Regions from separate parts of the Mus musculus genome. Here region 1 is linked to region 2. Evidence: chromatin loops called from intact Hi-C (ENCODE). Cell type or tissue: left cerebral cortex. All regions are shown on one strand. Each heading gives the region's core, and the rest is flanking DNA. Links, peaks and the distances in the headings are about the cores only. Region 1 overlaps Polr2a (polymerase (RNA) II (DNA directed) polypeptide A). Region 2 overlaps Fxr2 (fragile X mental retardation, autosomal homolog 2).

Region 1 (5,378 bases), core at 106-5,105, 91 kb after region 2:
GGGAATAGCTTGGAGAGGTGGGGGAGTAGGAAGGAGAGGTTGGCGAGTAGCTAGGGGAGGTGGGCGAGTAGCTAGGAGAGGTAGGGCTGTAGTTGGGACTGGTTGGAGAGTAAGATGGAGAGGTTGGGGAGTAGGAAGGTGAAGTAGGGGAGTAGGAGGGGCTCTGGGGTGTATAGCCCCCAGGGGAGCGTGGCTCATAGGCTGGTGATGTCGGTGAGTAGCTGGGAGACATAGCACCACCTATAGGAAAAGACAAAGGGAAATAGTGGTGAAGAGCCCGGCATACAAACATGGAGGAAGGAGGAAATGGTGTAGCAGCTCACCTGGTGAGGGGATGTATGGGCTTGAGGGTCCAGGGGAGCCCGGAGAGCCTGGTGTGGGAGACCATGCAGGGGAGTAACCTGGGCTGAAGCCACTGGCATCAGATGCAGCACTGGGAGAGAAGCCGGCCGCTCCTGGGGTCATCCCGCTCCCTGAAGGAAGAACAGGTGCGTCAGCAGGAGCTCTAGCACCCCCTTCCCCAGCCCCAAACCCACGAAGTCCGACGCTTCTCTTCCTGGACGAGGCTACTCACCAACACTCGGGGACCAGGCACCATAGGCGGGAGTTGCACCCTGGTTCCAGGGTGTCATTGCAGGAGATATTCCTCCCATCGGACTGGGTGCAGAGCCAAAGAACATGCCGGTAGCTGCAAAGAGCCCAGAGTGGTTTATGAGGAGCAGCACTCGGGGCTAAAGGCACGCACTCCCTTGTATGTCTACCCTTAAGCATGACCCAGCCAGCTTGACACAGCTGAAAGCCCACACACTCACGTCCAGCAGCCCCCAGGCCAGGGATATTGGTGGGGATTTCCATGCCGTATTTGCACTTCTCAGCATCAAGCAGGAGGTCAAAACAGCCAGTACCAGCTGGAGCGAGCTGGCCCAGCATAATATTCTCAGAGACTCCCTTCATCGGGTCACTCTCCCCATGTGCTGCTGCTTCCATAAGGACATCCACCTGAACAACCAGAAGAGACATTAATCTCCCTGCCCACAGCACCCATCACCCACAGCACCCATCCTGCCCAACAATCAACAGTGGAAAGCAGTGCCAAAGGCCTGCACGCTCACTACTGAGACAAGCTCCCTTCTTTCAATCTACTCAGGCATGGTTAATCCCAGCACTTGGGAGACACAAACAGAAGGAACTTTGTGAGTTCAAAGCCAACCTGGTCTCCACAGTGAGTTCCAGTTAGGGCTACATAGTAAGACCCTGCCTCTCCCCTACACAAATGATGATAAAATAAGCCTGTCCTTAGTGCTGGGCATGATGACTCATGCTTACCCTTCAGAGAGCTTTAGTGACAGGACAGGGTTCCTGGGGATTACTAAGAGTCTAAGGCTAGGAAAGGCCCAGTGAAGTCCTATCTATCTCTAAAAACCAGGCCGGGAAAAGGTTGTCAGTACCGTTTCCTCAAAGGAGCATTTCATGAGCGGTCCAGTGTCCTGGCGGTTGACCCCATGACGAGTGATGGCCATCAAGTGGCCACGGCATGTCATAGTGTCACACAGGAGCGCCAAATGCCGATAATTGACATAAGAACCATCAAAGGAGATGACATGGTACAGTTCTCGCTCCAGAGCCTTCCGCACAGCCTCAATGCCCAGTACCTGCCAGAGTTGAAAGGAAGTCACACCAAGTTAGCTCAGTTCATCTCCCTGATCCGGTCACTACCCAGACTGGCAGGGAGGATATCGGGGGCAGTCCATCCCAAACTAAAAAACCAATGGATCCAGACAGAAAGCCTAAGCATGGAAACCATGAGCGGGGAGTTCCTAGAGAGACTTAGGCATCATGCTCTGTGGGCTCTCACCGTGAAGATCTCCACAATATCATTGGACGTGGTGCGCACAGGGTCTACATCCTTCTCACTCAGCACCCGCATCAGGCTCACACCATCCGTCTCTAAGATCCATTCCTGCAGGGCCTTGAACTCCCCATCCTCTGTGATGATGATCTTCTTCTTGTTGTCTGTCTGAGGTAAGTGCATGTACACCTGGAGAGACGAGGCAAGCTCTAGTCAGGCTGAGTAGGGGCAAGAGCAGGCGGGCAGGTGGCCAGAGTAGAACGGATGCTGACCTTGCTGATCTGCTCGATACCCTGCAGGGTCATATCTGTCAGCATGTTGGACTCAATGCATCGCAGGAAGACATCATCATCCATTTTATCCACCACCTCTTCCTCCTGCAACAAGAGTGAGGTCAGTAAGCCTGTGATTTCCTCTGTTCCCTCCCCAAACTACAATTGGCCAAGAAAGAATTGCTTCCTTGTCTTCACTAAAGCCCTTAGCTTTTATGACATTAATATATTTTTACTTTTTGTTTGTGAGTGTTTGTTTGTGTGTATGTCTGTGTTCAATTATGTGTCTGGAGTTGGGAATGAAACCTGGGTCCTCTGTAAAGACTAAGAATTATTAATTACTTAATTACTGAACTGGGCGTGGTGGCACCCGCCTTTAATCCCAGCACTTGGGAGGCAGAGGCAGGCGGATTTCTGAGTTCGAGGCCAGCCTGGTCTAAAGAGTGAGACAGCCAAGGCTACACAGAGAAACCCTGTCTCAAAACAAACAAAACCCAAAAAAGAGTATTCTTAGCTGTTGAGCCACCTCTTTAGTCCCTAGCCTCCTCTTTTTAGCTGAGGATAAACTGGTTCCTGAACCCCATCCTGCATAGGAATGAAAGGTGTTCATACAACAGAAGAGGCACTACACCCTACAACCAAAATGCATTTTCCACTTTTAAAAAGTATTTTAAATTAAACTAATTGTGCTGGGATTAAAAGTTGACTTTTTTTTTTAAAGAAGAGTTTTATTTGTGTATGGGAATGTCGTCTGCATGTGTCACCACGTGTATGCAGTGCCCAAGAGTGGCTAGAAGAGGGTATCAGAGTCTCTCTGTAAACCAGTACCAGGGAACTGGGAATTAATGAACTTGAGTCCTCTGGGAAAGCAGCCGGAGTTCTTAACCAGTGAGTCATCTCTGAAGCCCCTACATGCACACACACACAAATATGGAAGTCACAGAACTCGCAATAAGAGTTATCTCTCTCTCAACCATATAGGTTCCTGGGACTCAAACTTAGTCCATCAGGATTGGCAGCAAGAGCTTTTGCCTGCACAGTCCTTGTGCAGTGTCCCACACACTGTGCAGTATGTACTTGTGCATAGTGGAAATATAGTATAATTTATCAAGATTTATTACTTTCATAATCATTTTCTCTATGCCAGGTATTGTAAAGCACACCTATAATCCTAATAACGGGGAGATGATGGCAGAAGATCAAGAGTTTAAGACCAGGGCTGGAGGGATGGCTCAGCAGTTAAGAACAATGGCTGCTCTTCTAGAGGTCCTGAGTTCAAATCCCAGCAAGCACATGATGGCTTATAACCATCTGTAATGAGATCTGATACCCTCTTCTGGTGTGTCTGAAGACAGATATAGTGTACTTACAGATAATAAACTTTTTTTTAAAAAAAGATTTATTTAAGACCAGAAATATGAGTTAACACTGAGGAGCCAAGAAGCGGCTGGAGAGATGGCTCAGTGACTAAAGACATTTGGGTTTGGTTACCAGCACCTACATAGTGGCTCACAATCATCTGTAACTGCAGTGCTAGGTGATAAACAGCCTCTTCAGTCCCCCACGGGCACAATGGATCAATTCTGGTTGGCCCGGAACTCAACAGACCCAACTGCCTCTATCTCTGAGTACTGCCAAACAAAACCAAACTTAAAATTCTTGCTGTACTTATACAAATAAATATTAGGTCAGTATTAAAACTTGTTTGTTCTAATTAAGTGGACTTATAGTAACTGACTCTCCCTAATGCTGAGGTACAGGCATGCCTGTTTATTGTTTCAAAGACTTTTTACTCATTAATTTGGACTTTTCCTTCTTTAACTACCCAGCTGCAACTCTCTCTAAAGTAACTCCATTCTCCCACCATCTTGACTTGAAGTAGCTAAGATCAGAATCACCTAACTGCAGATGCCACACACTGGTAATCACAGCATTACATCCCATTCTATTTTATTTCCCCCGGGTCTCAGACCATTTACCTCTTGCATCTTGTTTTCATCACTGTTCATGATGCGGATTCGAAGGACCAGCTTCTCTGCATTATCATCGTTGAAGATACAATTCAAATCATCGCCAAAACCTGGTAGGAATAGTAATGCCCATGAGAAAGAGTACATTTAATAGACTGTCTGTAACCTCAGTGACATGAGGGCACGAGGAGACAGAGACAGGTGGATGGATGGAGCCTAGAGATTCACTGGTCATCCAGCTCAGACAACACAGTGGGTTCCAACAGCCAAACCAAACCCAAAACACCTTGGGAAGGGAAGGAAGGAAGTACAGAGAGGACTTGAAGGGTTTAATGATCCTGAAAAGGACCTGTTGGAGAGCAGAGGTGTTTACAGGTGACTCTAAGGACTCCAATAAAGTGACCATGAAAGTAGTAGAAACCTAGGTGGGACATCCATGTGGGCTGTCTACTCAGCCTTACCTGCATTGATTTTCTCAGCAATCTGTTCCATGGTAAGCTTCCGGTCAGTCATGTGCTTTCGGTCGAGCTCCACACGCAGCAGCCAGGGAGATATCCGGGCCACGTCAAAGTCGGGCATCTCATAGTACACATTCACCCACTCCTGATCTTCTGCCACCACTGTGCTCTGGGGGTTAGGGTCATAGTAGATGGCTGTATTGGCAGTCACCTTCCTCAATGTTGTATGTTCCAAGCGGCAAAGAATGTCCTAGGAAGAGACAGTGACTCATGACATGGTACTGGGGTCACTGGGCTTTTGGCCTAGTGAACTCTTCAGAGGTATCATCATTTCCTGATCCAACCTGTTCTTGCTAGGCAGTCCATTATCCTGATTCTTACCTTGGCTCTTTCAGCATCTCGTGCAGATTGACCTAACAGGAAGACAGTGAGTGAAGGAGTCTTTGGCTTCTTGGAAATGTTGATAAGCTCCTTAAGTCGAGGCACACCCAGCGTCACATTCTTGGCAGATACACCAGCATAGTGGAAAGTGTTCAGGGTCATCTGAGTGGCAGGTTCTCCAAGAGACTGAGCAGCCAGAGCTCCCACCATTTCTCCAGGATGGGCCTATAGGAAAACTGGCATCAGACAATGTCTATCTTGCAAGTCATGGGATGCAGTTAGGGTGAGCCTATCTGTTAATTATAAAGGGACTTGGGGAAGATGAGTGTAGCAAAGGAAAGAACACTATTTCCTTTACAAGGGCTTCAGTTTTTAACCTATCACTATGCATCACTTTGGAATATGCTGAACACCCAGAAAAGATTCTATAACATGCTAAATCCATTTT
Region 2 (5,378 bases), core at 54-5,053:
CTGAAACACATAGAAAAGGCTACTAGGTCATTAGTCCTGTGTGGCTAATTTATTTTATCATCCTCAGAGGACAGTATTCTATTGTGGTTTGGTATGGATTTAAAAGGCTTGGTTTCGCCGGGCGTGGTGGCACACGCCTTTAATCTCAGCACTTGGGAGGCAGAGGCAGGCGGATTTCTGAGTTCGAGGCCAGCCTGGTCTGCAGAGTGAGTACCAGGACAGCCAGGGCTATACAGAGAAACCCTGTCTTGAAAAATAAAAAAAAAAAAGGTTTGGTTTTGTTTTGTTTGTTTTAGTTTTTTGAGACAGGGTTCTCTGTATACCCTTGTCTGTCCTAGAACTCAACAAGAAATCCACAGATCGCTGACCCTGGAGTGCTGGGATTGATGGCATGCACCACCACTGCCCAGCAGTGTTGTTTTGAACAGGGCCTCACTGGTCTTCTGGCCTGGAATTCTTAGGGTTTTACTGCTGTGAGCAGACACCATGACCAAGGCAACTCTTATAAGGACATTTAACTGGGGCTGGCACTGGTTAGTCCATTATCATCAAGGCTGGAACATGGTGGCATCCAGGCAAGTGTGGTGCAGGAGGAGCTGAGAGTTCTACATTTTCATCAGAAGACTGGCTTTTTCTAGACAGCTAGAAAGAGAGTTTGAAAGACCTATTCCAACCAAGGATATACTTCCTAATAGTGCCACTCCCTGGGCCAAGTATATACAGACCATCACATTTCACTCCCTGGCCCCATAAACACATGAGTCTTTAGGGGAACATACCTACACATAGCATAAAAAAACATACATTTAGTCTCAACAGTGTTCAAAGTTTCTTCTAAAATTCATTCAGTCACTTAACTGTAATTTCCAAAGCAAGGCAGAAAATAAGCTAGGCAAACTCCACATTGGATCTCCATGTTTGATGTCAGTGTGGTCTTCAGATCTCCAACTCCATTCATTCATTCATTCATTCATTCATTTATTTATGGGTTTTTCGAGACAGGGTTTTTCTGTATAGCCCTGGCTTTCTTGGAACTCACTTTGTAGACCAGGCTGGCCTTGAACTCAGAAATCTGCCTGCCTCTGCCTCCCCAGTGCTGGGATTAAAGGTGTGTGCCACCACGCCTGGCTTTTTTTTTTTTTTTTTTTTAATTTATGTATAAGTGTTCTATTTGCATGTACACACCTCATGCCAGAATAGGGCATCAGATCACACTATAGATGGTTATGAGCCACCATGTGGTTGCTGGGAATTGAACTCAGGACCTCTGGATGAGCAGAAAGTGCTCTTAACCCCTAAGCCATCTCCAGCCCGCTACTGCTGCTCTTGGTGATCATCCCATGGCACTGGCATCCCCAATATGCTGAAGTCTTCCACTGCAGCTAGTCCTCTCATTGGTTCTCTTCATGGTGCCATGACCCCTTCAGTTCTGGTCTGTCAGCTGCAACGGAGGCTGCACCTTCACCAATGGCCTTCTATGGCCTTTCTCAGTGCCAAGCCTCAGCTGCTCGTCATGACCTCTTCATGCCTTCAAAACCAGTACCACCTGGGTGACTCTTACACATTATGAAGTACAGCTGCAGCACAAGGTACAACCTTGGCTAGCTCTGGAACACAGCTTCTTTGTGCTCTCAGAAAACACTTACCAGAAGCTTTCACCTCACCTCAGTGATGCTGGCCTCTTCTTTAATCAACACCAATTTCTTTCTTTTTGGGGGTGGGGGGTTGGTTTTTTGGTTGTAGCCCTGGCTGTCCTGAACTCCCTCTGTAGACCAGGCTGGCCTTGAACTCAGAAATCCGCCTGCCTCTGCCTCCCAAGTGCTGGGATTAAAGGCGTTCGCCACCACTGCCCGGCCACCACTAATTTCTCAGCGCCAGATCACCAGCATCAATTGACACAGTAGTCTATTACTTTTGACTATAAAGCCAGATATATATAGCCGAAGCTGCCTAAGTTCTGCTGTTTGCTGGGGCTGGAACATGGCCCACTTGTTCTATTACATCATCACTGGCTTTCTGTTTTCTAACAACTTCACTGTCTAGTTTGGCTATCCTGGAACTTGCTCTGTAGATGGACATTGGACTCAGATCTCCTGGGATTAAAGGCATGTACCACCGTGCCTGAACCTAAATTTAGAAGGGTGGGATCTTGCCCCAAGGTCACCACTCCCTTAACTCAATATCTGAGAACACAGGATTCAGTTTCATTTCACTTTCTGGTGCCCCTTTAATACTTGAACCATATATTTTATATTTTTCCTTTCTCGGCTTGTTACACTTGTTTAAAATGGTTATCATGAAGCTTAACTAGAGAACAAAGTCTATGATGGGAGTTTGTTTCTGAGACCTCCTTTGTTAATGCAATTAATCTGAGTCTTGCACCTTAGCCTCAAGCAGACAACGTCAAAAAGTATGCACATTCTTTAACAAAATACCACAAAACCACTCTCTAGGCCACACATGGAAATTGTCCACTGAAACCTCTTGAGTTAGGTCGGCACAGTTCAGATCAATCTCCGTAATAAAAGTCTTCTTATTCTACTACGAGATTCTACTACGAGAGCCCAGTAAGCCCTGTTTAAAGCCTTGTATTGCTTTCCAAATCCAAAGTCCCCAAATCCACATTCTGATAAACAAGGCCTATTACCGCTATACCCCAGTCCCTGGTACCTACTACGTCTGTCTTTTTGGTTTTTCGAGACAGGGTTTCTCTGTGTAATCCTGGCTGTCCTGGAACTCACTCAGAAATCCACCTGCCTCTGCCTGCCAAGTGCAGGGATTAAAGGCATGCGCTAAGGCGACTCTTATAAGGACAGCATTTAATTGGGGCTGGCTTACATGTTCAGAGGTTCAGTCCATTATCAAGGCTGGAAATGGTGGCATCCAGGCTGGCATGGTGGAGGAGGAGCTGAGAGTTCTACGTCTTCATCTGAAGGCTGCTAGCACAGTCCTGGCTTCCAGGCAGCTAGGATGAGGGTAGTAAAGCCCATTCTCACAGTGGCACACCTCCTCAACCAGGGCCACACCTTCTAATAGTGCCACTCCCTAGGCCAAGCATATACACACCATCACACCAGGATAGCCTCAAACTCAAAGGGGTTGCCTGCCTCTGCATCTCAAACACTAGGATGGCAGGTGTGGACCACCTTGCCTGGCTGTGCTCTGCTTGTTGTTTGGTTTTTAATCATTTTATTTTATTTTATTTTATTTTTTTTTAAGATTTATTTATTTATTTATTACATGTAAGTACACTGTAGCTGTCTTCAGACCCTCCAGAAGAGGGAGTCAGATCTCGTTACGGATGGTTGTGAGCCACCATGTGGTTGCTGGAATTTGAACTTCAGACCTTCGGAAGAGCAGTCGGGTGCTCTTACCCACTGAGCCATCTCACTAGCCCTCATTTTATTTTCTTAAGTAAGGGTGTTTTGGGTTGGTTTGGTTTGAGACAGGGTATCTTTGTGTAGTCCTGGTTGTCCTGGAACTCCAATCCAACTGCCTCAGCCTCCCAAATGCTGGATTCAAAGGCATGTACCACCACTGCCTGGTTTTTTGGTTTTGTTTTAAGATATCCTAGACTGGCTTCGAACTTCAAACCTTTTATTTATTTTATTTTTTAAAGATTATTTACATGAGTACACTGTAACTGTCCTCAGACAAACCAGAAGAGGGCATCAGATCCCATTATAGATGGTTGTAAGCCATCATGTGGTTGCAGGGAATTGAACTCAGGACCTCTGGAAGAATAGTTAGTGTTCTTAACTGCTGAGCCATCTCTCCAGCCCAAACTTCAAACTTTTTTTTTTTAAATATTTATTTATTTGTTTATTATATGTAAGTGTACTGTACCTGTCTTCAGACACTCCAGAAGAGAGCATCAGATTCGTTACAGATAGTTGTGAGCCACAATGTGGTTGCTGGGATTTGAACTCAGGACCTTTGGAAGAGTAGTCGGCGCTCTTAACCACTGAGCCATCTCACCGGCCCCCCCCCAAACTTTTTATGTAGCCAAAAGTGACATTTAGTTTTTGATCCTTTTGCCTCCCTCCATCTTTCTGGTGCTGGGATTGCAGGTGTGGCCGCCAAATCTGTTTTTTTGTATGACCGAAGGTCTAACCCAGAGCTTCCTGCGTGCTGAGCAAGCACTCTACCTGCTGAACTACTCTCCCAGCCCACAAGTTGTCTTTCCCCCTTCTGTACACAGGATGGAGCACAGGGTCTGTTGCTTACAAAGCAAGTGTCCCTCTGTTGAGCCTGGAGCATGTAGCTCTTGAACATGGTGCACATTCACTCATGCAGGAAAACATGCATGTACATAACCACTTTCTGTCAGCCTGTCTAACCCGCCTGCTCGTCTTCTTTTTTTTTTAAGCAGAATAAGCATGGATTTATTAATAAAAAGAGAACTCCTGAGAGTGGGAAGGGCTCAAAAGAGGAATACCATTTGTACTACTTTGAGATTAAGCAGGTCAGCTGTAAGCACTTGTCAGAGGATAGATCAAAGGCACAGTGTGTGTCTTGGTAAGGATCAGTTAGTGTTGGAACCAAATCTAGAACTTTGGTGGCTTCTAGTTCAAACTGCCCTCATTACAGTCCTCACTGCTCACAAGCCCTGGCATTTAAAGGTGCCTGCGGTTTCCATGGAAGTTTCAGTGGCTAGGCAAACTGCAGGTGGTTCTGGTTTTCTTTCATAGGAGTTTTCTTCACACATTTAAACGATGAGGCATCCGGGCCATGTGTTCTGAGATTTCACCTCCAGGGTCTCACAGTGCCTTTTTCCTTTCAGACAAGTAAGCAGCTGGCAGCAGCCTTCCAAGAGGAGTTCACAGTGCGAGAGGACCTGATGGGTCTGGCGATCGGAACGCACGGTGCCAACATCCAGCAGGCTCGGAAAGTGCCCGGAGTGACTGCCATTGAGTTGGGTGAAGAGACCTGCACTTTCCGAATCTATGGGGAGGTCAGCAGAGATTGGACTATTGGGGCCTTTGGGTGACAGAGGGGATTGAGGCTAAGGTGGAAAGCAAATCTGAAGTTATGGTGACCTTCCAGCCTGACTTTGGTGACAGCTTATTTCTCCAAAGTCAGAATGGCAGGGAGATCCGGATTCTGTTTTAGTTTACTTTTTCTATAGACACCAGAGGCATGCAGACAGGCTCGAAGCTACCTTGAATTTTCCGAGGACTCTGTACAAGTGCCCAGGAACCTGGTTGGTGAGTTTGAGTGTGTGTGTAAAAGGGATAAAGTTAGGGCCCAGGTGGCAGAGTTTTGAAAATAGTTTTGTCCATGTAACTAGGATTGATGCCTGCACATATGGATGGAATAAATAGTCTGACATGGGAATAAGGAAGGAGACGATAATAAACCTTGTAGGGATTGTATCA

The links. Peaks named below come from ENCODE experiments on the same cell type or tissue, not always from the same donor. Only the 100,000 strongest peaks of a DNase experiment are listed, where the experiment ranks them.
Region 1: it touches region 2 in a loop (2.3-fold over the local background); 7 of 42 quality-filtered maps call a loop at or near these places.

Annotation. Positions count from the first base shown.
Region 1 is chr11:69,735,327-69,740,704 of GRCm38, forward strand. It overlaps Polr2a (polymerase (RNA) II (DNA directed) polypeptide A), which reads right to left. Exons shown (of 29, transcript NM_001291068.1): 20 at 4,931-5,155; 21 at 4,553-4,799; 22 at 4,101-4,201; 23 at 2,122-2,226; 24 at 1,856-2,038; 25 at 1,449-1,652; 26 at 813-999; 27 at 575-688; 28 at 324-473; 29 at 1-240. Among named protein-coding and RNA genes, the nearest start is that of Polr2a, 21 kb to the right of the region's middle. In left cerebral cortex, for the core only: no CTCF peak of the experiment used is centred there; no DNase peak of the experiment used is centred there.
Region 2 is chr11:69,644,022-69,649,399 of GRCm38, forward strand. Fxr2 (fragile X mental retardation, autosomal homolog 2) reads left to right here. Exons shown (of 17, transcript NM_011814.2): 8 at 4,784-4,954; 9 at 5,129-5,207. Among named protein-coding and RNA genes, the nearest start is that of Sox15, 8.3 kb to the right of the region's middle. In left cerebral cortex, for the core only: no CTCF peak of the experiment used is centred there; a DNase peak (open chromatin) is centred at 2,010.